Linked DNA regions of Mus musculus: region 2 is linked to region 1. Evidence: chromatin loops called from intact Hi-C (ENCODE). Cell type or tissue: left cerebral cortex. All regions are shown on one strand. Links, peaks and the distances in the headings refer to the core of each region. The heading gives the core; the rest is flanking DNA.

The links. Peaks named below come from ENCODE experiments on the same cell type or tissue, not always from the same donor. Only the 100,000 strongest peaks of a DNase experiment are listed, where the experiment ranks them.
Region 2: it touches region 1 in a loop (2.2-fold over the local background); 2 of 42 quality-filtered maps call a loop at or near these places.

Annotation. Positions count from the first base shown.
Region 1 is chr7:113,097,934-113,113,456 of GRCm38, forward strand. It overlaps 4930543E12Rik (RIKEN cDNA 4930543E12 gene), which reads right to left. Exons shown (of 6, transcript NR_045978.1): 3 at 14,815-14,920; 4 at 4,719-4,816; 5 at 4,118-4,144; 6 at 2,303-3,205. Among named protein-coding and RNA genes, the nearest start is that of 4930543E12Rik, 36 kb to the right of the region's middle. In left cerebral cortex, for the core only: a CTCF peak has its summit at 7,607 (motif pointing right); no DNase peak of the experiment used is centred there.
Region 2 is chr7:112,947,283-112,962,805 of GRCm38, forward strand. Rassf10 (Ras association (RalGDS/AF-6) domain family (N-terminal) member 10) reads left to right here and starts at 6,680. Exons shown (of 1, transcript NM_175279.3): 1 at 6,680-10,176. The coding sequence starts at 6,912. The coding sequence ends at 8,438. In left cerebral cortex, for the core only: CTCF peaks have their summits at 7,953 and 8,875; a DNase peak (open chromatin) is centred at 6,633; H3K4me3 peaks cover 1,842 bases.

The DNA.
Region 1 (15,523 bases), core at 3,116-11,115:
ATCTAAAACTGATGTGGTCAACTTTACCCTCTCCACCCTATATACATAGTCAGTAAACACACTGTATCTAGATAAGGGCCCTGGTTCCTTTTTTCTTCATTCTAATCCTTCTAAAAATTCTTACCCTGAAGCTAAATCTATTCAGAAAGCAGTATATAAAAAACTACTTCTCCTATCAGTAGGAGTCCAGACAGCTCTTACTAATAGTTAACCATCAGTTATTTTGGTTGGCTGTCTTTAGGGACAGGGTCTCAATATTTAGCCTTGACTGGTCCCTCCTGCCTTGGCCTCCCAAATATCTAGAATTACAAGTGAATACCACCATGTCTAGCAGGGTTCCTAGTATTTGTTTTTTGAGATGAGCCTTATAGTGCAGCACTAGCTGTGTTGGAACTCACTATGTAGCCAGACTGACCTCGAATGTACAGAAATCTTCCTGCTTCTGCCTCCTGGGTGCTGGGATTAAAGGCATGCACCACCATGCCTGGCAAATATAAAGCTCTCAGCAATTTGCAAAGGACTGCATAAAACACATCTCAGTGAGTTCATGGCCAGCCTGGTCTACAAAACAAGTTCCAGGCTAGCTGGGGTCACATGGTAAGACATTGTCTCTAACAATAAACAACAAAAAAGGCTGTGCATATACAATATATATTCCATTTCACTTAGAAACATTGTGCTTACTAAGTCTTCAAATGAAACTAAGGTTAAATTTTAGCCTATAGCCACAAATCCAGTTGGTATAGTTTAAAACATGAATTATATCATGTGGTAGGGACATAGCAACACATCTAGTACCTTTTTAAAGGAAAAAAGTCTATTTAGAATTCAAAAAACAGGCTTGGGGCTACTTGGTTATACAGAGCTGGTTTCAAGTCCTCCCCCACTTGATAACTGTTGGGCAAGTTATCAGATGAACTTGGGCAAGTTGCCTCTCCTCACTTGGTTTTAATTTCCTCATTCATAAATGGTGAGTGATAAATATGCAGGGTTTGTTGTGCTAAAACCAGACAATGAAAGCAGAGATCTATGCCTAGCATCTAACACATACTAGAGACTCTATACATATTTCTTGTGTACATTTTTTCCTGCTCCTCATTTTTCCCATGTTTGTGGGACCTGAATTCATGAAGTACAAAAAAAAAAAAAAAAAAAAAAGAGAGAGTAAGGGACAAACCAGAGTCTCTCCGAGCATAGATCCTGGCTGAATGGTGTCAGCATCACCTGGGCACCTGCTAGAAAAAAAGCCTTGGGCCTCACCCCAAACCCAAGGACAGTCTCAGGTTTCATGGAGTTATGGTAGTTAGCTCCAAAGTGCTCCCCATCAATCCCCACTTCCTGGAATTCACACTCTTGTGTAGTCCTGCCCTGGGTGTACCATGATTGCCTTGTCTGCCCAGTAAAATACATCAGAAGTTATGAACATCATTTCCAAGTTGAGATTACAACGTACAGCATGGCTCCATCGTGTTCTCCATAGCTTTGGTCACTGGCTTTGGGAAAGGCAGTCCCGGGGGCGGGGGCAGGGTGCAGAGGGGATTCTAGGACTTTGGGCAGCTTTCTGAAGACACCAGTGCTAAGAAACACAGCTCATGCCCAGCTTGCACAGTACACATGTTCTGTGTTCAAAACTGAGGCTGCAGTAAATTGTATGACCTTGAATTCATTCCATGTTTGACTCTGAATTTTGTCATGGCACATTCAGAAATCTTTCACTATTGCCAAATATTTTACTATCACCCACATTCATTTACACTTCCCCAAGTGGAACAGGGACTTACATTAAGAATATGTACATTATGACATTAAGAATAAGACACAGCATCGGGGTTGTACCTCAAGGATCAGAGAGACTGTCACCCGTAGTCTTGTGGCATCCGGATAGTCTCCAGATGAGCCTCTCCTAGAAGGTTTACTCACTAATACTAATGCCTGCCTGAAATGCCTCAGTTCAGATTTAAGATAGCTCTATTGGGGAGGGGGAGTGACCTGGCTTAGCAGATAAAGGCACAAACTACCAAGTCTGATGACCTGAGTTCGATCCCTGGAACCTACTTGGTGGAAGGAGAGAACCAACTTCTGGGTTGTCCTCTGACCTTGACAGGAGCACATGTGGCTTGTCCCCCCATACACCCTGACACAATCCTCTGACCTTGACAGGAGCACATGTGGCTTGTCCCCCCATACACCCTGACACAATCACACATAAATAAATAAAAATGTAAAAGACTTATGTTATGAACTGCAGTGTCTTTACTGTACACACAAACTTTTCTGTTCTTATAGAAACATAATGGCTTAAGTATGCAAAAAAAAAAACTTTTAATAGTTTCCTAGCTTCATTTTTCAACATATATCATGTAAGTATGTCTTTGGATTATAGTGGGCTAAAATATTTGATTGCAAAAAATCATGATTTGAGTTTCTGACTTGAGTTTAAAAATAATTTTAAAATCTAGAATGATTTTTGGCTCTGGATTAAGACAAATTCCAGTAATGTTTGAAAATGGCTCTCTGCGCACTACTCACATTTTTTACGTATTTACGCAAAGCATGGTTGATTATAAAAATCAACATGTTGATCAACTCTGAAAAACACTGAAGATGTTCTACGCGTCCTGTAGTATCAAATAGACCAGAACAGGAAAAAGAACAGTCCCTGAGGGGTTGGTGTGCTCGGGAGCAGGAGGGACCAGAGCCATGGAAAACTGGCACTGTGCTCTCAGTGACAGACATTTTGAAAAGACAGAGGGGGAAAAAGAAGGGAAGAAGAGAGGCAACATTTGAGTACAGTAGTAGGGAGGGGAGATACTAGGACCACTCTCTTCTCATCTCTCCACCAAAGTGGGACAAGACATCTTTTTAAAAAGTCCTGGGGCTGAGGCAGTGGCTTTGTGGCTCCTAGCCTTTCCTGGATTGCACCCTCGGAGAATACAGAGCAAGAATCATGGGACCATTTACTGAAACCTGAACACCTCTAGACCATGGGAAAGAAACCGAATCAGAACCTTCCCGTATTCTTTGAGGCAGAAACCTGGCAGGAGCCAGAGTCTGCAGGGGGAACAGAGAGAGACAGGATACGTAGTAGCCAGTGTGATGTCTGAAAGAGCCACTGGGACATGACCAGCATTTGAAATCCAAACACTGACAGGCTGCAGAGGTGTGTCCAGCATCTGTAACTCCTCAGTGAGTGACATCTGGGAGCCTGAGAAGAAACAGTGAAGAGTGAAGGTTGGAACTGCATTGTGACAGCGACTGTCCAGTTCCCTCCCCTGCTCACTCACTCCCCCTTCATTAATAGCACAGACACTCCAGCAGGCTAGCTTTGTCCCATGCGACTTCCTGTTTTTATATTATTTGTGGATTTTTTAAATTTTAATTAATATTGTGAAGTGTTTACTTATCCATCTGTATATGTGTGTTGTGTGTCTGAGTGTATACACATGTATATTGTGCTGTGTGTGTGTGTGTGTGTCTGAGTGTATACACATGTATATTGTGCTGTGTGCTGTGTGTGTGTTGTGTGTCTGAGTGTATATACACATGTATATTGTGCTGTGTGTGTGTGTTGTGTGTCTGAGTGTATACACATGTATATTGTGCTGTGTGTGTGTTGTGTGTCTGAGGGTATACACATGTATATTGTGCTGTGTGTGTGTTGTGTGTCTGAGTGTATACACATGTATATTGTGCTGTGTGTGTGTTGTGTGTCTGAGGGTATACACATGTATATTGTGCTGTGTGTGTGTTGTGTGTCTGAGTGTATACACATGTATATTGTGCTGTGTGTATGTGTGTTGTGTGTCTGAGTGTATACACATGTATATTGTGCTGTGTGTATGTGTGTTGTGTGTCTGAGTGTATACCCATGTATACTGTACTGTGTGTGTGTTGTGTGTCTGAGTGTGTACACATGTATATTGTAGATGCATCTCTCTATGCTCATGTGCAGAGGCACGAGGAGCCTGCTGAATATTGTCTACTTCTTTGAGGCAGGGATTCTTCCTAAACCTGCCACTTGGAAAACTTTTAGACAAACATCAACAAACAAACAAACAAAACAAACTCAAAAAGTAAAACAGATACCAACGAAATTCAGAAAATCATTAGAACATACCTTATGTAGTCCACTAAATTGGAAAATCTAGAAAGAAAAAAAAAAGTGATTATTAACCTACATGGTTTACCAAAATGACCCCAAAGTGAGGCAAACAATTTAAATACAATTATAATAAGTAATGAACTTAAAGCAGTATTTTGTTCTCGTTTGTTTTCTGGCACGGAATCTTACTGTGTGGCCCTGACTAGCCTGGAGCTCACTTTGAGGATAAAGACTGGCCTTGAATTTACAGAGATTTACCGTCCTCTTCTTCCTGAGTGCTGGGATTAAAAGTGTATGCCACCAAGGCTAGCTGAAGCAGTAAATTTTTTAAATCCCCCAAGTTAAAAGGACAGTCCAGGCTGAGGGGGATTCACTGTTGAATCTTCAAGTTCTTTCAAGAACTAACACAAATGCTTCTGAAATTATCCAAAAGCCAGACCAAGAAGGAGCACTACCTACCAAACTCTGTTTATGAAGCTGGTGCTATCCTGATACCAAAGCCGGATAGTGACACAACAAAGAAAAAAATTATACACAATTCTCCCTAACAAACATGCAGAAATTCCCAGTAGAATATTTGTAAAACAAGCATTTTTCAATTCTAAAGATCACTCACCTTACATAAAGAATACCACTCATCACGCGCAGGTTGCCTTCGTCCCAGTGATGCAGGAATGGTTCAACACTTGCAAACCAATAAAGGTAATATGCCACCTAAACTGACCCAGGGACAGAAATCACATGACCATTCAGTATATGTGGAAAGGGCTTCTCACAATTGCCACCATCCATTCATAGTAAAAGCCCCGAGGAGACTAGAACACATCCCAGCATAACAAATGTCATATATGACAAAGTTAAAGCCAATGTCGTGGCGCACAGCTAGGGAAAATTCAAATCACTTCCACTAAAATCAGGAGCAAGATAAGGGGATCCACTTTCTCCACTGTTACTTAAAATGTACTAAAATCCTAGCTAGAGAAAGAAAATAAGAGAAAGCAATAAAAGGAAAGAGAGGAAGAAGTTAATGAATCCTCATTTATGAATGATGCCCTTCTATACAGAAGAGATCCTAAACCCTCTCCCAGAAAACTCTTAGCTCTGCTAAATACTTGCAGCAAAATGGATGATAGAAAACTTACATGCAGGAATAGCAGCCTAAGGCTCGGGTTCAGCTCGGGTGGCAGAATGCTACCTAGGACTCACAAAGCCCTGGGTTCCGTCTCCAGCACTCAATAAAGCAGATTCAGCGGTACCTGTAATCCGCCTCACAGGAAGTAAAGGCCCTCAGGGAAATCAGAAGGCAATGGTCGCACTCAGCTGTACAGTGAATTTGTCTCCACTGTGGGTTATGAGATGCTGTTTCAAACTATCAATTAAAAAAAAATCAGTGACTTTCCCATAGAGCAACAACAAACATGCTAAAAGAGAAATTGGGGAAACATCCCATTCATAATGGCTTGAACAAAAAGAAAAAGAAAACAAGCAAATCGCCTTGGAACACATGCAACCAAAGTAATGAAATGCATCTAGAATCAAAAATTTTAAGCACCGAAGAAAGAAATTGAGGAAGACACTAGACAATGGACAGATGTCCATGCTCATAGATTGGAAGAGTTCATGTTGTGAAAGTGGATATGTTACCAAAAGCATTGTACAGGTCCAATGCAATTCCCATCAAAATTCTAATGCCATTCTTTGTATAAACGGGCGGGGGGCCGATAGCGGGTGGAGAGCCTAACATGGAAGTACAAAAGATCTTGAATAGCCAAAGTACTACTGAGCAAAAAGATTGCTCCTGGTGGTATCACCAAACCTGATCAAAATATACTGCAGAGCCATCATAACAAATATAGATCAGAGAGCAATGAACAGAACAGAGGACCCAGATGGAAACCCACACAAATGAAACCACCATTTTTAAAACAAAGATATCAAAAAGATACAGTGGATTGAAGACACTTTGCTCAGCCAATGGCGTGGAGGAAAGTGAGTATGTATACATAGAAGAATAAAAATAGATCCCTATCTCTCACCTTCATTTGGGTCAAATACCTCAACACAAGACCTGAAACTCTGAGTCTGTTGGAGGGAAAAGTAACGAAAACACTCCAAGATATAGGTGTTTTCCCAGACTAGGATGAACAATACAAACACCTTATCGATGCAACTAGAAATCACAGAGTAAAAAGCTGCAAACAGCAAAAGAAACAGCTAATTGATTAAGAGAGAGCCTCAAGAGTGGAAGAAAACGACATTTAGCGATGTTTTGATTTAAATGTGAAATGTTCTCCGTAGGCTTACATGCTTAAAACACTTGGCCACTTAAACCTTAAAACAGTTTGCAAAGGTTGTAGGAGGCGGAACCTTTCCAGAGGAAATAAGTCACTGGGGGCGGGGCCTTGAGGGCTAGTAGCCCAGCCTACTTCCTGTTCCTCTTTCCCCATTTGCAGAGTGTGGCTGCGGTGTAATGAGCCAGCCCCCTGCACCTACCAGCATGCCTTCCATGCCTGCTGCCAGAATGGACTGCATCTTTCTTGACTAAGCCAAACTAAACCATTTCTCCTTTAAGGTGCTTATTGCGAGGGCATTTTATCACAGCAACAGAAAATAACCAAGATGTTGTCCATCTAACAGAGGATTAGTCTCCCGAATATATAAGGAACAACAACAACAAAAACCTAAACAGGAAAAAAATCTGACAACTGAATCAGCAATGGAGCCAATGAAGTTAACAGATGGTTCTCAAAAGATTAAGAACAAATGAGCAGTGTACATTAAAGAAGGCTCAATCTCACTAGCCATCAGCATCATTATAAAAAAAAATAATAATAATAATCACAAGTCCTGGTGAGGATGTAGACAAAAAGGACACTGATGGAGGAAATATAAAGAATTCTGTCCAGCCTCTAATAACATCAGTATAGGAGTTTCTCACAAAACTAAAATGAGATCTACTATAAGATTCATCCATATCAACTCGTAGGGTGTACCTGACGTCTCTAAATCAATATATCACAGAAATATTTGCACATCAATGTTTATTGTGGCACTGTTCAGTATAGCTAAGTAATGGAACAAGCTTAAGTGCCCATCAACAGAGGAATAGATAAAGAATTGCACAATAGATTAGTTTATCATCCATAAAGAAGAATGTTCTGTTGTTTACAGGAAATGGATGTAACTGGAGGATATCATATTAAACACAAATCAATCTCAGACAAATACTAGGCGTTTTCTATTATGTGTGACTCCTAAATTTTGTGCAGATACATAAAATCATGTATGCATAGATGACATTGAAAGTAGATATGAAACTAGCTAGGGGGACAAAGAGGACTAATAGGACAGGATGAGTACAAAAAAGTAGAAGTCTGTGATACATATTCAACATGTATTATACACTTATGTGTAAAAACACCATGTACAGTGCACATACTCAGTCATTTTTATATTTTTTAAAATTAATTGTATTTGTATGTACATGTGAGTACAGTTCCTATGGTGGCCAGAAGAGGGAGTTAGATTCCCTAAAGCGGGTGTTAAAGGTGTTACTGAGCCCCTGGGCATGGATGTTAGGAACCAAGCTCAGGACCTCTGCAAGAGCAGCAAGTTCAGCCATCTCTCTAGTCCATATTTTATATTTTTAAAAAATGCAATTGACTCTCCATACCTACAAGTTACACATCTACAGATGTGTCCAACCAAGAGCTGAAATACTTTCTCAGAAAAATGTTGCAGGAATACTGAACACACTCAGACATTGCTGCTTGCAAGTGACCCAGGGAAACACCCACATACATAGTGATACACTGTACTGGGTATTAGAAAGAATTCAGAAGTTATTTAAAGTGCTTGTGGGATGTCAGCAAGCTATGTGCAAGTCCCATGACAATTCATATAGTGGACCTCACAAGCTGTGAACTTGAGTATAATTGGGGAGAGGTGTCCTGGATCTCACCCCCCGCCACAGACATCCCCCACAAGTGTCTGTATTTGCTTGGTAGCCTTAAGGCCAGAATACACAAAGCTTTGGCTTAGGAATCTGCTGTGTTGGGGGTGATTAGGGACTGCTGATATCACAGGGAAATGAGTGAAGTCAAGAGAGCCTTTTATGAGCCCAATTTCCACATGACACCTGTGCTGTTATATTCTTAGCCTAAACTGAACCCCAACTAGAGTTAATGTGAACCCTGATCCATTGGCAAATTAGTTTATAGGCAGCTACAAGGTAAATGACAGATGTTGGAGTGATGCCACATGTCTTAGAGGTTGACATCATAGACACTAAACATCTCGGCCTCGGGCACACTGTCCTTCGTACCCTCCTGGCATCTACTTTCTTTATAGAACATAGAGTCCTGAGCCAGGGTGTACCAAAGTGTCCACAGGAGCAGAAGGAGATAGGGAGTGGACAGGGTGGGTGCTAGCTGATACATCAGAAACAAAAGGTGATGGGCTGCCCTGAGAGACCAGACATTCAAACCCAACTTGGAGCTGGCATGCCCCCCCACACACACACACACTGGTCTCCTCTTCTGGCAGCCACAGTCCCAGAATGTAGTTTCTTCCTGGGTATCACGAACAAACCAAAACTACGCCCATGGGTGCAAATGACTCCCTTCTCTTCAGAAGCAATTAAAGATTTAAATAAGTGATCACTCCAGAAGCAGATAACTCATCCCAGCGCGCACTTGCTACCTGCCTCACTGCTGTGCCCCTGACGTGCCTTAGCTGTTTGCCACCGCAACACTATTGTTTGGAAAAATATGCCCATCTGGTTCCATGACTGTTGAAACTTGCCTGTGACATGATGAGCCATTTGCGGGGGTGCCACCACTGAGGGAATTAGTCGCTATTAAAATCATGTTCAAACCAGGGCGTTGCCAAGGTGCCGACATCTGGGGAGGCTGCCCGGAGGCTTTTGGCTGTCTAACAAAGACTTGGGGATGGCAGGAGTTCTGTAGGGCTTCTAAATCATGGATGGACAATTTGAGACCAGAAGTCACCTGGAGACCATGCCAAACCTGTGGGTTTTTAAAAGCTTTTAACACACACACACATACACACACACACACACACACACACACACACACACACACACACAGAGAGAGAGAGAGAGAGAGAGAGAGAGAGAGAGAGAGAAAGTTGGCCTAATGTGGTCAGGAAAGGGACAGAGACAGAGGTAAAAGGGAATAAGGTAAAGAAAAGCATGTGTCCTTGACCCGTTTTTTCCTTTTCTCCTGCGCATAGCTGTTCATAAACACCTAAATAGCATTTAATATACAAAGTAGCATGTTCTTGCTTGTGACTAAAGTTGTAAATGTCCTAAAGTCAGACGAGTGAATGGCAGAGTGACGTGTGTACCACATCCCTACACCAGACATGTCTACACTTTTCATTTGAGTCAAGTCTGGATTGGCCTGGCAGAGGGGACTGGCTGGAGACATGAGCAGTGTGTTTGCTGACAGCCTCAAGTCCCTCTGGTTTTTGTGTGGGATGCCCCAGGACACTGGTCCTCAGCCACAGACTGGTGCTGCCAGTGGCTTCTGTCCCAGGCCGATGGGTAAGCTTCCCATGCCATTCCATTCTGCATCGCACCCAGTTCGCATCTCCAGATGGGAGAGGAGCTGTCACGTTAAAGGGAGAGAGAGCATGAGTTGGGAGTGCGCAGAAGCAGGAGGGCTGAGGTTGTTCAAAGTGCTCCCTGGATTGGCCCCTAGACCACTGATGTCCACCGGGTTCTTTCAGGATAATGTTGGGCTAGAGAGATTCTTCAGTGGTTAAGAACACTAGTGGCTCTTCTAGAGGACCCAGGTTCAATTCCCAGCACCCACAAGGTGGTTCAATTTCAATTACAGAGAATCTGCCGCTCGTCTCTGGCCTCCTCAGGCACCTGGCACACACATGATACACAGACACAAATACAGGCAAAACACCTCTACAAATTCTTTTTTTTTTAATTTGAAAACCCATATAGGCATTGGTATACTTATGAGTCTGAATGTGTGTTGGGGGGGCGGGGTGCATGCACATGAATATGAAGGCCAGAGAGTAGCCTTGGGGGTCATCCTCAGACTCCACGCCCCTCCTTCAAGACAGGGCCTCACATTATCTCGGCCTCAGCAATTACACCAGACTGGCTGGCCAGGAAGGACCAGGAGTCCTCCTATCTCTGCCTCCCCAGTTCTAGGAACACAAACATGCACCATCATGCCTGAATTTTGAACCTAGGTTCTGGGGACTAAACTCGGATCCTCCTGCTTGCCCAACAAGCACGTCCTGCCCCAGCTTCCAAGCCCTGCTTTTGTTTTTCTTTTCTTTTGGGAACTAACTTGTTTTATTTTTTTCAAAGGGTCAATAGTGCAAGGAACAAAGTCACCCAAAACCTTGGTTCAACGTGGATGATGGATTCTGAGTTCAGTTCTTGTCCAGCAACTCAGTGAGGTGGGAAAGGGCAAGAGGAAATGGAACTAACTCTCTTCGTGATATGAGAAAGCAAAGCATTAAAAAAAATGTGTATTACAGTCTTAAGGCCTTCTGTGTGTAAGCACATGCGTGTGGGTGTGCCTGCCAAGGCACACAGGCAGGGGTCAGAGGTCACCTGCAGAAGCTAGTTTTCACCTTCCACAGTGTGTGCATCTTGGGGGTCAAGCTCATGTCACCGGGTTCGGTGGCAGGCATGTGTGTCCATCGAGCCCTCTGGACAGCCCACAGGCATTTTTATGTCTACATTCCTAACAGTTCTTGGTTAAACAGCTTCTCATCATATACTGTACAGCACAGTCTTGATTTTTAATCATGTAATTACTTGAAGCCTACTCAAGGGGTTATAAATGGCAGACACGTAGCTCCAACCCCCTGCTACTTAAGGAGATACATCTGTCTGTCTGTATATCTGTATGTCTGCTAACAGTTGACACTTGCTTTTGACTTCTGCAAGTTAGGTTTCGATCTCACACAGTATTTTGACTTGATGTATTATCTTAATCTCTTACTCGTTACTCAATATTTTTTTTCCGCAGCCTAAGTAAGTCTGTAAATGGAAGGCTTTTATTTATTTTTATTTCCTGTGAAGTAAGCATTAAGCTTTTATCAAACAACACTTAAACAGAAGAAAACGAGAGGGACTCTAAAATAAGCTTTCAGAAAAACAAAATATCACGTCTTGTGTTCACAGTGTGTTACAGAACCCTCGCTGGGTTGTCATGACAAGCACATGACATTTTTCCTTTCTGGTCTCTGACAGGTCAGAAGCTGTCAGGAAGAAATTAGGGCTGACCACTGAACAACCTGATTCTCTTTATGAACACAGATTAAGTGTTATATTTATATTTTTTTTAAAAATCTAATGTTGGTTGGGGGATGTGGCCTGTCATTGCTAGTGTGCCTGTCTAGGGTCCAGTCCCCAGTGTGGTATAAAATTGGGTGTAGTGGTGATTGCCTATAATTCCAGCATTGGGAAGGTAGAGGCAGGAGGATCAAAAATTGAAGGTGATTCTTGGCTACAAGTTTGAGGCCACCCAGTGGCAAAAGCAAAAAAAAAAAAAAGTTTGGAACTAGACCTGAATTTATGACCTTTTCTTTGTAATACAAACTATGCAAATGAGACATGGACCAAGGCTAAATGAATGGGCATTCTTGGCAAGTTCTTTCCCTTGACTGAAGAGAGGGCCTGCCTCCCTGAGACCAGGCACCTCCCAGCCTGCTTTTCATGAATGCTAAGGATTAGATTTCAGAGGAGAGCCAGAAAGGGACAGCAGATCCCTGCTTGAGTCTGTTGGTTACCCACTTCCATCTCTCTCTCTCTTCTGAGCTCCAGTAGGCTCTATGCTCATAAAAGGGGGAGGGCTGAACAAGGTTGGCAGACATTCTGGGGATCTCTAGATGGAATGATCATCCTTACCCGTTAAGGTCTAGGGCACATATGTACTATAACATCCCAAACTGTTCCCACCACATCCTCTCTAAAGCTCTCTCTTGTTCTCCTCCCCTCTCTCAGCAGCAAGGTCTCCTGTAGTCTAAGCTGGTTTTGAACTCACTATGTAGCCGAGGCTGGCTGTGAACTCTTGATCTTTTGCTTCCACCTCCTGAGTGCTGGGGTCATGCTCCATCCACATCATACAGGGGAAGAGAGAAATCCTAAGACATACAGCCCAACTCAAGTGATCCTATTTCAAACAGGAGGAATTTCACTCCAGGGTGAAGATTGGTAATAAGTTCACGATATCCATATGTGCAAGGCAGAGGGAACTGATGTTGGTGGGCAGGGACTGACAGGGACTCTTTTCTTTTGTAAGAGAACCACAGTTGTGGCCTCTACTTAGACGCTAAAGAAAGCCCCCAAACCTAGAGAGAGTATGCTGGCCAGGAAAGACAGAAGCAACCGAGGCATGGACCCCATCTTTCCATGCTTCCCCACCCCTACTGCCTTTTAAGTGTGAATATTGTGCTGGAACCATGCTCTCCTGGCTATGTTGGGGTAACAAATGCACCATTCTTTTCCTTTCTAGTTTCTTCCGGATCAGAAGCTTCCAGAAGGAAATTGAGGCTGACCACTGAACCACCTGATTCTTATTGTGAACAAAACCAGAAAAGCTGAAAAATCCATCACCAGACCACAAGGGGTGGGAAAATGTCAACGGGTGTTTCTAACTCAGCAAAGACATGCTAAACGTACATCTCCATTCCGGCTTCCCACACCCCGCGGTGGACGCAGACGCTCACGTTTCCTTCTCCTAGGCTCTGTTCTCTCAAGCCTTCAGCATCTCTCAAGAAACCTGACCACCTGCTCTTCCCTCTGTCTCTCTGCTTACCTCTCTGTCCTTTCAAGTCACACCTGTGCCCTGTCACCTCACTGCCAAAGTCTGATTAAAGCCCTTGTGTTGCTTCATCTGGACATGTATTTTCCATGCTTACATGTCCCCCCCTCCCCACTGCTGGTCTCTGATTATAAGCCTGCCAGAACACTATCACCAAAGCGGAAGCCATTTTAATTGCTCAAGGACTCTGTGTCCCTGAGCAATGGTTTCCAGCCCTGGCTGCTTGTTAAAATCAATCACCTGGGGTAATTTTAAGGTCTCAGTATCACAGCTGCTCACCAAACCAATTGAACCAGTATCTCTGAGTGCAATCAAGACGTGTGTGTGTGTGTGTGTGTGTGTGTGTGTGTGTGTGTGTGTGTGTGTGTGTGTGTGTGTGTGTTTACAACTAGCTAACTGCTGCTCAAGCCAAGGCTAGGAACTGCAACTGCACATTGGCCGCTCTCGGTTGGGCTCTGCAGGCACAGGCTGCACAGTCTGAAGCTCCGGCCGCATGAGCCATCCTTGTGGTTCTCACGTTTTTCTCTGCTCTTGCTTCTCTGGCCTGGCATGGCCCCCTGGAACTCCCTTCCTCCTCTCATGACCTGAACAACTTCTATCCATTGAGTGGGATAGAAAGCTAAGTCACTGGAGATTTCCTTTTTACCTACATATTTTAAAAAACTGCCAAGTAACAGATACCTCATCATCATGCCCATTCCAGCTATCAGTTATCTGTGCAGCCTTCCATTTAACCCACCTTCGTTCCCTCAGTCATCCGACAGTATTCCCAGGTCTAGCATTCCCTCCAACATCTGACAGTATTCCCAGGTCTATCACTAGGCTTCTCTAGGATGGCCTAAGTCACCCTGCTCTGGACCCAGGTTTGTATCTCTCTCATGGACAAGACACTCAAGTGTTGCTGGGCCCAGGGCCCCACACTAGCTTCCTATTCAACCTCCTTTTCTTTCAGCTTTCCTGTGTCCGCTACTAGGCATGGTCTCTTACACGAATGCATGGATTGTCACTGCTATTAGCACCTTGCTGGTACAGTGGTCCCACAAACAATGTCACTCTCCTTATAGTTCCTACCATAGAAACAACTACAGATGCCTGCTACTTGGATCCATTAGTGAGAGACATTTGAAGATAAGCTGGTCTAAGCAGCACCAGGATTCAGCAAGGTTGGCATACAGAAGGTGAGAGTCACTAGACCAGAGACAGGAGACATACCGTCAACCACCCGCACCCATCCATAGCAGGCACGGCTCAGTAATCCTGGCCTCTTAACTCCAAGCTCCAGAATGCTTTCAGTATACACACTCCACCCATGAGTAGCTGAGGCTTATTTACCATCTTGGCGTTCAATGCCATGCACAGCCATAGATAGGTCATGAGCACTCATGACCCAAAACTGAATTGAGGCTACATTTGAAGGGTTGAGTTTATAAGTTTAGTGGTCAAGTGCTGGCCACGCATGTGCCCATCTCTGTGTTGTCTCTCTCTACCACTGAGGTAAAAACAACAAAGCTACATTTGAACTTAGCGACAAAAATGGATTCAAGGTCAGACATCTACATGTGAGATCGTTTTAGAAAAATTCTTTGTAGGTGTAGTTTTGAAAGTCAGGAAACCAAAGGGTTAGAGCCCAGAACAGGTACTAACTGGTTGTCCCAGCTCTAGTTTGGACCTTTTTCTGAAGCCTCTGTGACTTCCCATTGCTTGGGGGATAGACGGGGTATTCTCATTTGTTGTGACTGTCAGGCCTGGCCCCTGTCTCTCTCCAGCCTCATATCCACGCGTCTCTCCCTAAATAACTAAAGCACTTTACACACACCCTGTCTTCTAATCTTTGCCATCCAACCATGAACCTGGCTTGTTTATCCAATTTTATAGATGAGAAATTCTCACCTGATCCTCAGGGAGATTATGGGAGTTAGCTGAGGTCCCATGTCTGCCAAGTTTCCCCCGTAGGCCTTTGAATCCCTCACTGGCTGGCTCTGAGTGCTGTGTGTGCCTGTGGATGAAGAACACAGCTTTAGGCTGACCCATACCCAAACCAAGCAGAATGGAACTGGCTATTGGTCTGTTGGAATTCAGATTAAGAGATCCGGGGGAGAGGGACACTAGTCATCTGTGCCACTCTCAGCCCCTTGCATGGCACAGAACCATGTAGTTGTGTAGTGTGTGTGTGTGTGTGTGTGTGTGTGTGACAACAGCTGACTCCCTCAAGAAGAGAAATGCCAAGTGTGCTGTTCTCCAATTCTTCCTGCTTGCCTTTCTTTCTCACCCCACCCTCCACCTTCTGTGTTCACAGTTCTTCATGTTTTAACACCTGGAAAGGAAGACTACTGGGGGAAGGTCCCCTTGGTAAGCCAGCCACTTTCTCAGGAGCGCTGGAGTACAATACAGCTGGTCTCTTCTCAGACCCTGTCTCCAGCTGGAACTCCCACCTGTATGTTACATCTGACTATGACAACATAGGGGGTCACGGGCCACTCCTTGGGACACCTCTGTGTCATATGAGCAGACCCCTCTTTTTGGAGTGCAAATGCCCAGGGCTGTCCTGACAGCATCCTCCAGTCACGGGGCAGTGCCTTCTGCCAGGCAGCGCCACTGG
Region 2 (15,523 bases), core at 4,397-12,396, 150 kb before region 1:
GACACAGCTGTGTAGTGGCTTTGGCCACAGAAAGGAGACACAGGCAGGTGAGGGAGAGGCATAAAGAAGAACCGGCAGTGGGTAGTGATCCCAAGTCTAGCATCTTCACTTTTGAAAGTTATACATTACAGAGATATCTATGGTGGCACATGCCAGTAATACCAACACTTGGGAGGCTGAGGCAGGAGGCTCACCTTGAGTTCAAGGCCATCCTGGGCAATAGAGAAGAGCCTGCCTTAATCTCATCAATCAATCAATCAATCAATCAATCAATCAATCAATCAATCAATCAACCAATCAAACAAGCAAGCAAGCAAACAAATAAACAAACAAGTAAAAGTTACCCATTGTGGCTGAATAGTTAATGGGTGACTAAATCCATATAAAAATCATTGTGACGTAGGCTAAACTTAACACTCCCTCTGCACGAGTCATTGCTTTGAGCTGAGTGTTCATTAGGACCATTTTCTATGCATGCCTGTACAGGTGTCTGAACTCCTGAAAAACGCAGAGAGGAATTTTATGTGTATGCATATGTGTTTTATGTATGTATGTATTAAAATATAAGCAAGATCCTCTCAGATGAATTCTTCTGAAACTGGCATTTTGCATGGGGCCAACGCATGTTGGAGATTCATTGTTGCCTAGACAAATAAATCTCCCAGATTTGATTGCTGCAAACCTTCAGAGCTAGGGGCGACTTCTTGTCTGTGGAGTCATCCCTTAGTGACTGGTTCTTTATTCCCATGCTCTCTATTAATTTGCTGCAAGCACACCAATTGCCATTCTGCACCTCTGGGTGCTGGTCTTTATTTAGTGCTTGTTAGGAGCCTTTTACTTTGGGACCCTAGCCCGTGGGATGATGGCGCCCATATCCGGTGGGGTCTTTTCCCCTCAGTTCCTTACTGGCAGCACCCTCACAGATATGCAAGAGGTACGTCATTTAGGTGATTCCAAATCCAGTGAGGTTAATAATGATTACCTTGGACATAAGTATTTTATATACTGTATATTGCTTTATTCCACACAATGCCAACTCTATCATGTTCTTCTCATCCTTTACCCAGAAGCTAGAGGCTTACAAAGCCTCTGGCTATTATGATATTATGGTCAGATTTCCTGAAACTGGAGTTTGAGAAGTTTCAAACTACTATGTGGGTGCTGGGGACCAAACTCTGGCTGTGGGCTAGAATAGTAAGCAGTTTTAGCTGCAGCCATCTCTCCAATCCATACAGCATATGGTTTTACAATGCTGAGCAACAGGGTGAAGAGTTATCTTCTGAGAAATGTGGCAGCACATAAGTCAGTCGTTGGGCAAACATTGCAGAGTATACTCACATAACCTAGATGGTATAGCTGATGACACACATAGATACACACACACACACACACACACACACACACACACACACACACACACACACACACACACACCTATGGCTGCTGCTAGGATCATGGTAGATAAAAACCACACAAGATATAAAAAAACAAACAAACAAACAAACATAGACGAAAGCCTTGCAGTGGACTGATATGGTAAACAGCTGTCTGAGCTGCTGCTTGCACAAGGCAGTGTGCTGTTCTGTTGCCAACTGTGTTTTTGTAAGTACAAGTTCACTCTAAACTAACAATCAAGAGTGCAGTATACTAAGAACACAAACCATAAATGCAAAGCAAATACAGTTCTTAATTTCCATTATCCAGTAGTAACTGTATGGGGTTTGCTTTTATAGTGCCGGCAGACTTGTTTACATCAACATGTGACCCACATAGTGTGTGGTGATATGCGGATGGCTACAGCATCTCTAGGCAACAGGAATCTTTGAGCTCCCCCATTCTGCTCTTATGGGACCACTACCCTATATGTGGTCTGTCCTTGGCAGGAATGTCATTATGCAGTTCGTGACTGCACATACTTCTTCTTGCTTACCAGCTCCTGGCTTTGAGCCATTGTAGTCTTGTAATTTCCTAAACGATTTAGAGCAAAAAGGGCATTTTGGGGGCAGACATTTGGTCTTTTGTCCTTGGTTCTTGATGGCAGCTCCAGAGTGAAGACAGCGGCAGACGAGCTTTTGTTTTGGGGGAGCCCATGAGAGATGATGCTTTGGGAAGCCTCTAGAATGGATACCGGGTGGGTCTCAGACTTAGAGGGCTGCAGTCTCAATTCCCGTTCCTCAGCCTCCTGGGAGGGAAGAAAAGCCGAAGTTTAAGTTGGCCATCAGAGCCCATTGCCTTCATCCATCACGCCTATCTAACGACAGGACTTCCCCAAACAATCAAGTTGGTGAACTTTGGACAGCTGAATAAATGGAGGTCCCTGGAGAGCGACACGGTAGCACTCCACTCCTCCTCCTCCATCTTGCCCTGCACCCCTCCATTTGACCCTCAGTTCAAGCCTGGGCTTGTAGCTGTTGTCTGAGGTGGGGTAGGGGGCAGTCTTAGGGACTGAGCTCTCCAGAGAGACAGCATCAGAATGAGATTGAGTTAGAAGGTGCTCAGCTGGAGTGTGCTGCTTCTAGAACCATTGCCTGCTTGCCTGCTTAGAGGGTTGGAGTCATTTACTTCAGATACTTACTACTGCTGAGTGAAAGGACAGGAGAGTTCCCCTCAATGCAAATGCAGTTGGGATGACCTCTAGAACCCACACTTAGAAATACTGCTACATGACCATGCACAAATGTCTTTCTTTTTTTATAGGCAACAGAGCCCACCATCTCTTCTTTTCATGAGTGGGGTTTTTTTTTTGGGAGGGGGGGCAGGGTTTCTCTGTCCTGGAACTTGCTCTGTTGACTAGGCTGGCCTTGAACTCCACAGAGATCCACCTGCCTCTGCCTCCTGAGCTCTGAGATTAAAGCCGTGCACCATCACCACTGGGCTGAGTAGGACATTCTTTTAAGGGCCGTCTAGCCTGTCACTCCACTCCTCCCGGCCCTGTGGTCCCATACAGTACGATGGTTCAAAAGTGAAGGTCTGACTACGTGATTAAGCCCCACAGTGGGAAGTGTCTCAAGCAGGCCCATGGTTCTCTACTTCCTCCACTCTGGTCATTGCTCTGGCGTCCGTGACATCACACAATCCAAGTGTGTAGATATAGTTATGGTGACTGTTTTAAGGTCTCTTTGCTGTGATGAAAAACCATGGCAAAAGCAACTTGGGAAGAAAAAGGTTTATCTCACTCACAGTTCCATATTAAGCTCACCATCTGAAACACTGAGGCCAGGAACTCGAGCCAGGCAGGAATATGGAGTGGGGAGCTGATGCAGGGGCCATGAAGGAGTGCTGCTTGCCTACTCCCTATGGTCTGTCTGCTCAGCCAGCTTTCTTTTAGAACCCTGGACCACCTGCAGAGGAATGGCCCCACCCACAATGGGCCGGGCCCTACCCCGTCAATCAAAAATTACGAAAATGCCCTACAAGCCTCCTACAATCCAATCTTATAGAGACATTTTCTCAATTGAGACTCCCTCCTCTCTGATGACTTTATCCTGTGTCAAGTTGACATAAATCTAGCCGGCGCAGTGACTAATCAGTCGACCTTAATATAGTTTCTCCAGGTGGGTCTGCCTGATGAAGCCAACCTTTTACAAGCAGATTTTTCTCTCACTGTTAGCAAAGGATGATGCCAGGATGATAAGATGCCAAGAGGACTGGGTGGTTCTGACCTGCCATTACTGCTTTCAATGGGGCAGACACTTACACATGGGAAGAATCTATAAGAGGCTGAGAGAGGTTCTAATGAAGGTCACCAAGAAGATGGGGACTTCAGTGCCACAATGGAAGTGAAGTGGTTTCTGGAAACACATCCGAGTGGGTTTGAAGTGGTGTCCCTCTCCATCCCAAACTCTACCAGCAGAAACACCCTATCTTTAACCTGGGACACTCCGTGTAGCCAAGACAAGTACAACCTGAGACCTCAGAAGAGTGCAATCATGTGTGAGTGTTGCTTTCAGCTACTAACTTCATGGCAATCCATTTTATAGCAATGAAAAGCTCATACCTCCCAGCTTTCTAACCTTTCAATGAAAACTTCTGCTATACACTTACCAGGACCTGATATTTAATCCTTATAGCAGTTACTTCTTAAAGTATCACCACTTTACAGATACGATTCAGAAGTATTACATATTTTCCTTAAGGTCACGATAAGTAAAAGCATTCAGTGTAAACCTCCAGTGTCTGACTATGCTTCGGATACATTTGAAAGCGTATGCATGGAATTAAGGACCCTTCCTGACCTGGTCCTTTTAGCTTATCTTTGGCAGATTCTTCTTCATGTAACTCTGTGTGGCCCGGTGACTGCCATGTTCTCTTGATTCTTTTGAGTTTGAACATCTGATTCCTCTGCCTGCAATGTACCCCATCTCTTAGTCCTTTGGCAGTCCCAAATGGTTCTTTTTTTTTTTTTCTCTTGCCTCAGATGGTACCCTTGATGGGAAGGGAGCCTTTGCAGATTCTCCCAGATGGGGTCCAGGCTGCCAAGCAGCGTCCAGGCATGCTCTCTTACTACATGGTGACTTCCCTGGTCAGAAACACAAGGTATTGTGTTTGCCTGGTACTGGAAATGTCTCTTTTTTTTTTTTTTTTTTTTAATTTCTTACTTGTGTATTTTTATTTTTATTTTTTTTTCTTTTTATTTTTTATTTTTTTTTCCATTTTTTATTAGGTATTTAACTCATTTACATTTCCAATGCTATACCAAAAGTCCCCCATATCCACCCACCCCCACTCCCCTGCCCACCCACTCCCCCTTTTTGGCCCTGGTATTCCCCTGTACTGGGGCATATAAAGTTTGTAAGTCCAATGGGCCTCTCTTTCCAGTGATGGCCGACTAGGCCATCTTTTGATATATATGCAGCTAGAGTCAAGAGCTCCGGGGTACTGGTTAGCTCATAATGTTGTTCCACCTATAGGGTTGCAGATCCCTTTAGCTCCTTGGCTACTTTCTCTAGCTCCTCCATTGGGAGCCCTATGATCCATCCATTAGCTGACTGTGAGCATCCACTTCTGTGTTTGCTGGGCCCCGGCATAGTCTCACAAGAGACAGCTACATCTGCGTCCTTTCAATAAAATCTTGCTAGTGTATGCAATGGTGTCAGCGTTTGGATGCTGATTATGGGGTGGATCCCTGGCTATGGCAGTCTCTACATGGTCCATCCTTTCATCTCAGCTCCAAACTCCGTCTCTGTAACTCCTTCCATGGGTGTTTTGTTCCCAAATCTAAGGAGGGGCATAGTGTCCACACTTCAGTCTTCATTCTCCTTGAGTTTCATGTGTTTAGCAAATTATATCTTATATCTTGGGTATCCTAGGTTTGGGGCTAATATCCACTTATCAGTGAATACATATTGTGTGAGTTTCTTTGTGAATGTGTTACCTCACTCAGGATGATGCCCTCCAGGTCCATCCATTTGGCTAGGAATTTCATAAATTCATTCTTTTTAATAGCTGAGTAGTACTCCATTGTGTAGATGTACCACATTTTCTGTATCCATTCCTCTGTTGAGGGGCATCTAGGTTCTTTCCAGCTTCTGGCTATTATAAATAAGGCTGCTATGAACATAGTGGAGCATGTGTCCTTCTTACCTGTTGGGGCATCTTCTGGATATATGCCCAGGAGAGGTATTGCTGGATCCTCCGGTAGTACTATGTCCAGTTTTCTGAGGAACCGCCAGACTGATTGGAAATGTCTCTTGAGCTATGGTGAGCTGCTGGCAGGCCAGGAGGCTTGCTCATCATCACACCACTTGCACTGGACTTAGAGCACAGTGGGAACCCAGCAAATGTTCCAGGAAGGAATCATTCAATCGACCAAAGCACTTTCCAAGAAATAATGAGACATCCAAGGTCTTGAGGCAGGGGAGTGAGCTGTCAGATCTGGGCTTCCCTGGACAAGCCTTTCACTGAGAGGGTTTTAAGCTTCGATTAGAGTGGCTTTGAATTTCTTCTGTTCTGATACTTGATTCTCATCACTTCCAGACGACATTTAGATGCAATGGGAACAGTCATAGTAATAGCCTCGGTTTCCCCTTTGGAGTCAGGACTGGTGATCAATTTAGGTTTGGCCCTGACTTCTCTGTCAACAAGGCTGTGGGAAGTGGAGGGGCAAAGTGGGGACCTACAGATCTGACCTATGGGGAATTGGGTACCACCCTTAGATCATTGCAAATCTGATCATGGACCCCACTGTGGTTGAGGAAGACTGGAAGGTTTAGAGGCAGCGCTTACAAAGGTGAGCTGGTCAGGTAGTGGATCACAACGTCTCTAGTAGAAACTGTTAGGTGCCTCAGTTTCCCCGTCTGTGCAAAGTGCATTGTACAGAAGGCACAAGACCACGCACATCGGGTTAAGGTGTTTCCAACCAAGTCTAGAGGCAAGGCGTAGCTGAGCCCAGGGAGGCGCAGAGGTGCGGGCTCCAGGCGCAGAGCTGATGCCTAGAGGTGAAGGCTCCAGGCCTTGTATCAGAAAGGTCCCGGGAGTCCATCTTTGCTCTGAGTGGAAAAAACTAGGAACTGGACGCCAGTAACCTGAGCCAGGGGCAGACCCGTCCGCAGGGCTGGGAGGGGCGAGTTTGGGCGCCCCGCCTGCGGTGCTCTCAGCAGCGGCTCAGGGCGCTGGGGGGCGGGAAGAGGTGGAGCCAGGTGGGGAGGAGCAAAACCCGGAGGCCTCGGGCACCGCGGGCAGAGCCAGAGCCGCTGGAACCTGAGCCCCGGCGTGCTGCTTTGGGAGAGTCCGCCGTCCGAGCCGAAAGCAGCCGCTGCCCGATTTCAGTACATAGTCCGGGAGAAAGGCTAGTGAGGCCGGAGACAGGGTCACGGATTCTACTGCAGTTCGGGAGCTGCCAGGTTGCCCGCGCTGGCCCTGCTGCCCTAATTGCACCTAGCCGGACTTGCTCCTCACGTCCCGGTTGCGCCATGGATCCTTCGGAGAAGAAGATATCGGTGTGGATCTGCCAGGAGGAGAAGCTGGTGTCCGGCCTCTCCCGCCGCACCACCTGCTCGGACGTGGTGCGGGTGCTTTTGGAGGACGGCTGCCGGCGGCGCTGCAGGCAGCGGCGGGGCCAGCGACGGGGCTTGACGGAAGACCCTTCGGGCCAGTTGGAGCTGCCCGAGCCCCCGGACGAAAACGACGAGGATGACGACGACGCGATGCCCCCGGGCATGCTATGTGGGCCCCCGCAGTGCTATTGCATTGTGGAGAAGTGGCGCGGCTTTGAGCGCATCCTGCCCAACAAGACGCGGATCTTGCGCCTCTGGACTGCTTGGGGCGACGAGCAGGAGAATGTACGCTTCGTGCTGGTGCGCAGCGAAGCGTCGCTGCCCAACGCCGGACCGCGCAGCGCCGAGGCGCGGGTAGTGCTCAGCCGCGAGCGCCCCTGCTTGGCCCGGGGCGCCCCAGCACGGCCCAGCCTGGCCTTGACCCAGGAGAAGCAGCGGCGGGTGGTACGCAAGGCCTTCCGCAAACTGGCCAAGCTCAACCGGAGGCGCCAGCAGCAGCCGTCGTCACCTTGTTCGTCCACGTCGTCGTCCACCGCCTCGTCCTGCTCGTCGTCTGCTCGGACCCACGAGAGCGCGTCGGTAGAACGTATGGAGACGCTGGTGCATCTGGTGCTGTCGCAGGACCACACGATTCGCCAGCAGGTGCAGCGGCTCCGGGAGCTGGACCGCGAGATAGACCGCTACGAAGCCAAGGTGCACCTAGACCGCATGCGGAGGCACGGAGTCAACTACGTGCAGGATACCTATCTAGTGGGGGCCGGCATCGACCTGGACGGACAAACTCCTGAAGGGGAGCCGGAAGATGCGACACTGGAGGAGAAGGGGACAGAACCGGCGGCACCCCTGGACAGCGAGGCGCAGGCGGCAGCGTTGGAGGAGCTGGCCAGGCGCTGTGACGACCTGGTGCGGCTGCAGGAGGAGCGCGCCCAGCAGGAGGAGTTGCTAGAGCGCCTGTCCGCCGAGATCCAGGAGGAACTGAACCAGCGCTGGATGCAGCGGCGCAATGAGGAGCTGGCGGCTCGAGAGGAGTCCCTAGAGCCCGATGGTGGTCCGGATGGCGAGCTGCTGCTGGAGCAGGAGCGGGTCAGGACGCAGCTCAGCACCAGCCTTTACATCGGGCTGAGGCTCAGCACGGACCTGGAGGCCGTCAAGGCGGACTTGGATTACAGCCAGCAGCAGAGGGACATTAAGGAGCGCGAGCTTCAGGGCCTTCTCCAGAGTTTGCACACTTTTGAGCAGACGGTGGTGCATGATGGGGCTCTGGGTTCCAGCGGACCCTCTCGCGAACCTCAGCCTCAGACCTGTGCAGAAATGTGGGTAGACCAGGCCCGGGGACTGGCTAAGAGTTGCCCGGGCAACGATGAGGACTCAGATACTGGGCTGAGCTCCATGCATAGCCAAGACTCAGACTCGGTACCCCCTGTGTGTGAATCCCTTGTGTAGAAGTAGTAGGGAGCAAGCTTAGACGCTTGCAGAATGCACTGGTTTGGCCTGCTCAGGGACATGAAGTGAGGCCATGGGGGTGAGCTCAGAGTTCCCACGGATGGGTCTGGAGAGTGAGTGTGAAGGAGGGTCCTGGACAAGGAAGCCCTAAGCTTCTAAGCTTTAGAGGGAAGTGGAGTCAGGAGGTGAGAACCCCTCCCTGTTTTTTAAAAACACATTAGGTAAGTGATGAGGTCCAAGCCCATTTTCAAAACAAGAGAAAAGGAAAACATTACGGGACATTTTTTTTTTACCACTCCTGTGCATGGGAAGGACTGATGACAGCTAGAACTTTGGTCTGTGGCATAAAGTGCTGCTAAAAGAAAACACTTGGATGGAAAGGAAATTCCTTGAATGTTAATTGTGACTGGAAACGTGTTCAAACTAGCCAAAGAGGGCGCACTAGTGTTGGTCTCTGCCTTGCTTAACATCTTTGATAAAACCCATAGGCATCAAAATCCTGACTGTTTACATTTCTTCAGGTTTGGGAATTACCCATCTGCTAAATCATTTGCCTTTTATTTCTGTCAAAGGCCAAACTGCACTGGGATGCAAGGCTGGGCCTCTCCTTACTAAATACATTGTGTTAAAGGCTCCCCACCTTCAGCCTGAAACATAGCACTTTGAGTTATAAAATCCTGGCATACATAATCCAGGGTAAAAATGTAGTCTGGCTTTTTGGGGTGTGTTTCTGCAAAGGCAGAGGTGCTGGCTTGTAATTCATGATTCAATTACAGTTAAGAAGGGGGAGCTGCAGAAGGGGGTGCAGCCTGCTTTGCTGTTTTCAAAGAACGTTCTGGTGTCAGCTACAAGTTGGAAGTAAGAATCTCCGCATAGTGTTTAGCTGCTAACTACAGCTCCGTGATTAAACACCAGCTATGATCTTCATGAATTTTACCCAGACCCAAGTCCAACTTCAGTATCTTCGGTTGGAGATGAGGTTCTGGTTCTCAAGTAAACTGCAAGTGCCAATTAACTTCAGGTGCAAACAGCAGGGTTTACTAGCAAAGGCCCCAAAAGGGGGGGGGGAGGAATCTGATAGGCCACGGTGGGTAAACAAATAGAATAACCATAGATAGCAGGGAGCCATGGGGAAAGTGCATGAAGCTGAGTTAAGACTTAAAAGTTGCCCCTGGTTGGCCATTCCTCTGTGCGTGGAGGGGGGAGATATAAGGGTGACATTGTCTCCTGTAGCTGGTGAGAGTGCTGGGGAGCACTCGGTGTAATTGTTCCAGGTATTTCAATTTAAACCTATCAGTTGTAGTTAGCTGTTGGGCCAGTGGAAGGAGCCTGCTTGTCCATTTCCCTGTGGAGCCAAGTACTTTCTGAGGAATGTGGATCTAATCTGTCCAGAGGAAGTATTAACAATGGTGTGTGTGTGTGTGTGTGTGTGTGTTGTCAGTGAGGCGCAGAAGGCTGGTATCAACTGAACTAGTGAGGGGCTGGCTACCGTTCCCACAATGACATGCAAAGATATGTACAGAAGCGTGGGATTTGGAACTGTTTCTTCCCATTCGTGATCACCTGTCTGAGTGTCCCCAATGGGAGCATGTCCTCCTGAACTCCTCAATTCGCTATTGGAACGTCCCCTTTTCACAGACTGTCCCCACTCTGATGCCACCGTAGGATTATAACACAGGCGACCGGTTTCAGATGTTCAAGCAAAATCAAAATGAAAAGAGTTTTCTTAAATACTTGATACTTTTTGAGAGACTTTATTTGGTATCGTTATGTTGCGTAGTCTTGTCTGATGCAGAAAACATCCTTACACTTGGTTCTGTGGCGTCATTCAAAAGAGGAAGGGGAAAAAAAAAAACTGACCAAAAGAGCCTCCCCCTTCCCAGTCATTTGATTCGGTAGACACAAAGCTTAATGACAGCCTGCCTGTGGAGGCAGAGGTAAAATCCTCATTAGAGTGTGACAAATGCCACCTGTCTGAATGGTTTATGCTGGCAATGGGCTGACCTGGTGGTTTTTTAAATTATCATGCTTTTTTTTTTTCTTCCCCCTAGGGTTGTGGGGGGGTGGTTCTTGGACGTTTATTAACTTAGAAGGAACATAGAAGTTGGCAGAGCGCGACTGCCTGGCAGAAAGGAGCTGTTTTCCTTTTGACTATTATTATTTTAAACTTTGATGGGTCGCTGACGTCAGCAAATATGCCTGAAACCTGCAAAGCAAACATGCCACATCACAGGAGGAGGGCCTGCGGGGGTTTGGAGAACATTCTCTGTCCCTAACACATGAAGAGGTTGCCCTGCTTTAAAGAAAATGCTTCAGACAGCTGGGGGGCTTTGCTTCTAACAAAGGATAGTTTTCTCCTTTTTTTCTTTCGTTCCAATCAATTCTCTTCCTAAGAGGTATTCTCTGTGTGAGTAGGAGAGAAGAGGATTGGAGGCGGGAGGAGAGGCAGTGGTTCCTTTTGTAAAAAGTTCTTGTCACAACCATGTGTGTAGGCTTGAAGTCTCACTGATGAATGAGTGTTTTCCATTTTCCTGCATATAGATAATGCCCGTGACACTAAAGGTGAGTCAACACGGCAGACACTGTCCCTGGGAAGGGGACTCCTGTTCTCTGGGTGCTCCCAGGCCCTATGGAAATCCAGCACCCTTTCGAAGAGAACAGAAAACGCCATAAGCTCCTTCCCAGCTAGCCCCATCTTTCTTCTGGAATTAGGACGATCCACTGTGTGTGTGTGTTCCTATGCATCCCATTCGGGGTGCTCTCACAACCCAGCATCCCATGTGGCCTTACTATGCTGACTTCCTTCTATAAAATATGGTCATTAGGCCCAGGAGATGACGACTTAGTGAGTAAAAGGCCCTTGATACCAAGCCTGACAGAAGTTTGATCCTCCGGTCACACATGGTGGAAGGAGAGAACTGATTCCTGCAAGTTGTCCCCTGGCCTCCTCAGAGGTGCCTGATCATACACCTGTGACCTCACAGGAGCACACACATACACATTCAAGTGAGTGTATGCATGTGTACACACACACACACACAATGTTTTTTTAAAGAATGGTTATTATTTTTATTAATAGTTTCTTCCTTAGAAAAGCTGCACAGCACAATCTTGATGAAAAACGTGGAAACAACATGAATTTTGGAAAGAAAGAAGAGCCGCCACATTCAGGCTCTTACCACAGAAAGCCTGTTACTGCCAACATTTGCCAAAGTTCCCTTCAGGATTTTTTGTGCATTTTGAAGTTTTCCTATGTTGCTCTATTGTTACACATAGTTTTGATAAGATTGCATGCCTGCTTTGACCCCATACTGTGGCCAAACTCTCTTGAGCTTCATAGTTTCTGTGACAGCCCACGTTGTTAGCCCACATTCTAACTATTGTAAGATAACTCTGTGTTAGGCTCCTTTATGAGCGCATCTGCTTTGGGGACCCCCCCCCCTCACTTCTCTCAAAAGATTCCCAGGAAGAGAATTCTCACCTTCGAGAGGAGATGCATTTATATGCTTCAGGTGTCTTTGCCATGCTGCTTTTCAAACAATTTATTCTAATTAAGCTATGCATAAAAGTGCCCACTTTATCCTAGATGTCACTAGATATTGGGTTTTGTTTGTTAAAAAATAGTTTCATCAAAATTTATTAATTCTCATAGCCTCAAAATCAGGGCTGAACATCACCATCTTAAAGTGTCTTTGTAACAAGCTGGGCCAGTTGGTAGAGGTGTTTCGTCGACCGGGGTGCAGTTTGGTGACAGAGCGCTTGGGTAAATGCTCAAGGTCTCAGCTTTGGTCTAAAATCACAACAAGGACGGAAGCCTTTACTGATGAGTTAGGATGACATGGCAGGGCCTAGGGGTGTAACTCACTTGGTAGAGTTGCCCAGCTCTGGCTTTGATCCTCAGCACATGTGAAACCAGACCCAGTGGGTCATAACTATAATCCCAGCATTCAACAGGTGAAGGAGGAGGGTCAAAGATTCAAAGTCACACAGTGAGTTTGAGGCCAACCTGGGCTACATGAGATCCTGACTTTAAAAAGAAAAGGAGAGGAAAGGAGAGGAAAGGAAAGGAAAGGAAAGGAAAGGAAAGGAAAGGAAAGGAAAGGAAAGGAAAGGAAAGGAAAGGAAAGGAAAGGAAGGTAAAGAAGAGGAGGAGGAGGAGGAGGACAAGAGGAAGAGGAGGAAGAAGAGGGCATAGTGCTCTTTTCATTTTTTTCTTTCTTCTCTGGATAGATTGATTTACCAGCTAGCAATCTTGTCTCCTATCAGAGTTGGCCAATGATGTGAGAGTGGGAGGGGCCAAGGCTTCATAGGCACAGGACAAAGAAGATAACAGAAGAACTAGAGTTATAAAAACAAACAATTATCTTTTTCATCTCAGTCTAGCGGAACGGTGATTCTTAGAAGGTGATGTCATGAATACATTGTGTTTCTCTTTACAAACCTTTACCAAAAATTAAATGTAAACACAATAAACACACAGGCCAAGTTGCTAATTAACAGCTGCTAACAGTTTATGTTTGTCTGGGGTTTTCTTTCTAGCACCTGGGCTCAGTTTTAAATTCTTTTTAATTTAAAATTTTACTTTCCATGTATCATTCAGTTCTTAGACTAGTTTCCCCCTCTTTTTTTTTTTTAACTTGTATTTATTATTAATGGGCACATGCCACATTATGTATGGAAATCTGAGAATCCTTTTCGGGAGTCAGTTCTTTTCTTGCGCTATGTGGGTTCTGGTGGTAGTCAGGTTACTGGGCGTGGCAGCAAGTATCTTTACCCACCTAGCCATCTTGCCAGCCCATCCTTAAATTTTTGAAAAGGGAAGTGAAGTCTCCAGTGTGGAAACATTTGCCCAATGTACTTCCCTACAGGAAGGACAAGAGGGTAGATAGGGAAGCCACTGTTGTCTGAATTTTTCCAATAGACTACATCATAGGACGGCATGTATCTCCCTGTGAGGCAGGCCTTTTGGATCTCCACTTTTTACAATGAAACTAAGTTTGTCTTTCTGATCAATAGCTGACATGATCAGGGAATGGTGGTGGCATTCACCTTTAATCCCAGCACTTGGGAGGCAGAGTCAGGTGGATCTCTGAGTTTGAGGCCAACCTGGTCTACACAGTGAGTTCCAGGACAGCCAAGGCTATTACATATAGAAACCCATCTTTAAAAACCACACACACACACACACACACACACACACACACACACACACACACTCACTCACTCACAAAGCTGACAGGAGATTCCAGCACAAGCCTGACCTCACATCCAGCACACATGCCAGCCACCTGCACAGAGAGCTCTGCAGACCTGTGAGAGAGCAGTCATCTTGTTCAGTTGTTTCCTCCAGAGAGGAGGAACCATCTCCCCCATATTTCAGAGCTAGTGATTATCTATCAGGTGAAGATTTAGCACAAGACAGAGGTGAGACATTCCCAGGAAATATTTGAGTGGCTCGGAGAATTAGAAGGACAGGCACAGTGGCACACACCTTTAGTCCCAGCACTTGGCAGCCAGAGGCAGGTGGATCTCTGTGAGTTCAAGCCCAGCCTGGTTTACATAGTGAGTTCCAGAACAGCCAAAGCTATGTAGACCTTGTCTCAAACAGAAGAGGAAGAGAAAGGGAGAGGGGGAGGGGAGAGGGGAGAGGGGAGAGGGGAGAGGGGAGAGGGGAGAGGGGAGAGGGGAGAGGGAGAGGGAGAGGGAGAGGGAGAGGGGAGAGGGGAGAGGGGAGAGGGAGAGGGAGAGGGAGAGGGAGAGGGGAGAGGGAGAGTTGTGTGGCCAGATACATGAAGTCATTGATGGTGACAACCCAAGCTGTGCCAGAGCTGTCTCTAGCTTTTTAGTTTTATTGACAGGGTCTCATGTAGCTCAGCCCAGCTTTGAACTCTTTATGTGGCCAAGAGTGACTTTGAGCTCCTGACTCCCTGACCTCAGATGAGTACTGGAAGTACAGACATGCAACACTATGCAAGCTTATGTGGTGCTGGGGATAGAACCCAGGGTCTCCTGCATGCTAGGCAAGCACTCTGCCAACTGACCACACCCCAGTCTACCCAGAACTTTTAACTGAATCTTTTCTATTAAGCCACTCCATACAGGTATCTTAGGGAAGAGTCAGGGGCAAGAGTTACTGTGCCCTACAAGACCCTGTTCCCATGCATTTAAACCTGTGTAGCTGGGTTAAGGACATCCTTGGTCACATTCCCCCCTATGTGGAATAAGACCTGAAGACCACTGCCCCCTCCTCTGCCCTTTTATCTATTCCTCTTGTGAATCATTTAACACGTATTGTATGTCCCCAGAGCATCTAGGATGGTATCTGAGTTTCTTAGCTGGATTGGAGTTGTTGGTCTTCCACCTAAAGGCCCTTCTCTCAGGCCGACATGAACCTCAGTAAAGACTGCAGAATTGAGTCCACTCTACTTATTTATTCAGATCACACTTCAACCCTGAAGATGCTCAATGGCGTTCCTCTATCTTATTTGACTTCACTGCATGCTCCCTGTGCTGGTTGGCATTCTATTACTGCAACGAAATACTTTAAGAAATCAACTTAAAAAGACAAAAGGTCTATTTGGTCTCCGAGTTTTGGAAGTTTCAATCCATGATCAGTTTTGGACCTGTGTGGAGAAAGCACATTGTGTCAGGGAGGTCATGATGGAACAAACAGTTCATTCTCATGGCCAGGAAGTAAGAAGAGAAAGGACTAGGAAATGGCCAGAATCCTACAACCTCTCTGAGGACATGCCCCTCATGACTCAAAACTTTCCATTAGATCTACCCTTGTAAGTTTCCACAACATCCCAATTGCAGTATGATGGGTCCCAGAGGCTTTCGGGGGTCATAGCAGATCTAAATTACAACATTGCCTTCTCAGATGGTTAAGTCAACCATCAGCTTGAAGGCTCTAGGCCAGTGAATTACTTTTTCTAGCACTGAGACCCTTTAACACAGTTCCTCATGTTGTGGTGAACCCCAACCATAAACTTATTTTCATTGATACTTCATAACTGTAATTTTTGCAAGCATTATGAATCATAAGGTAAACCTCTGTGTTTTCTGATGGTCTTAGGCGGCTCCTG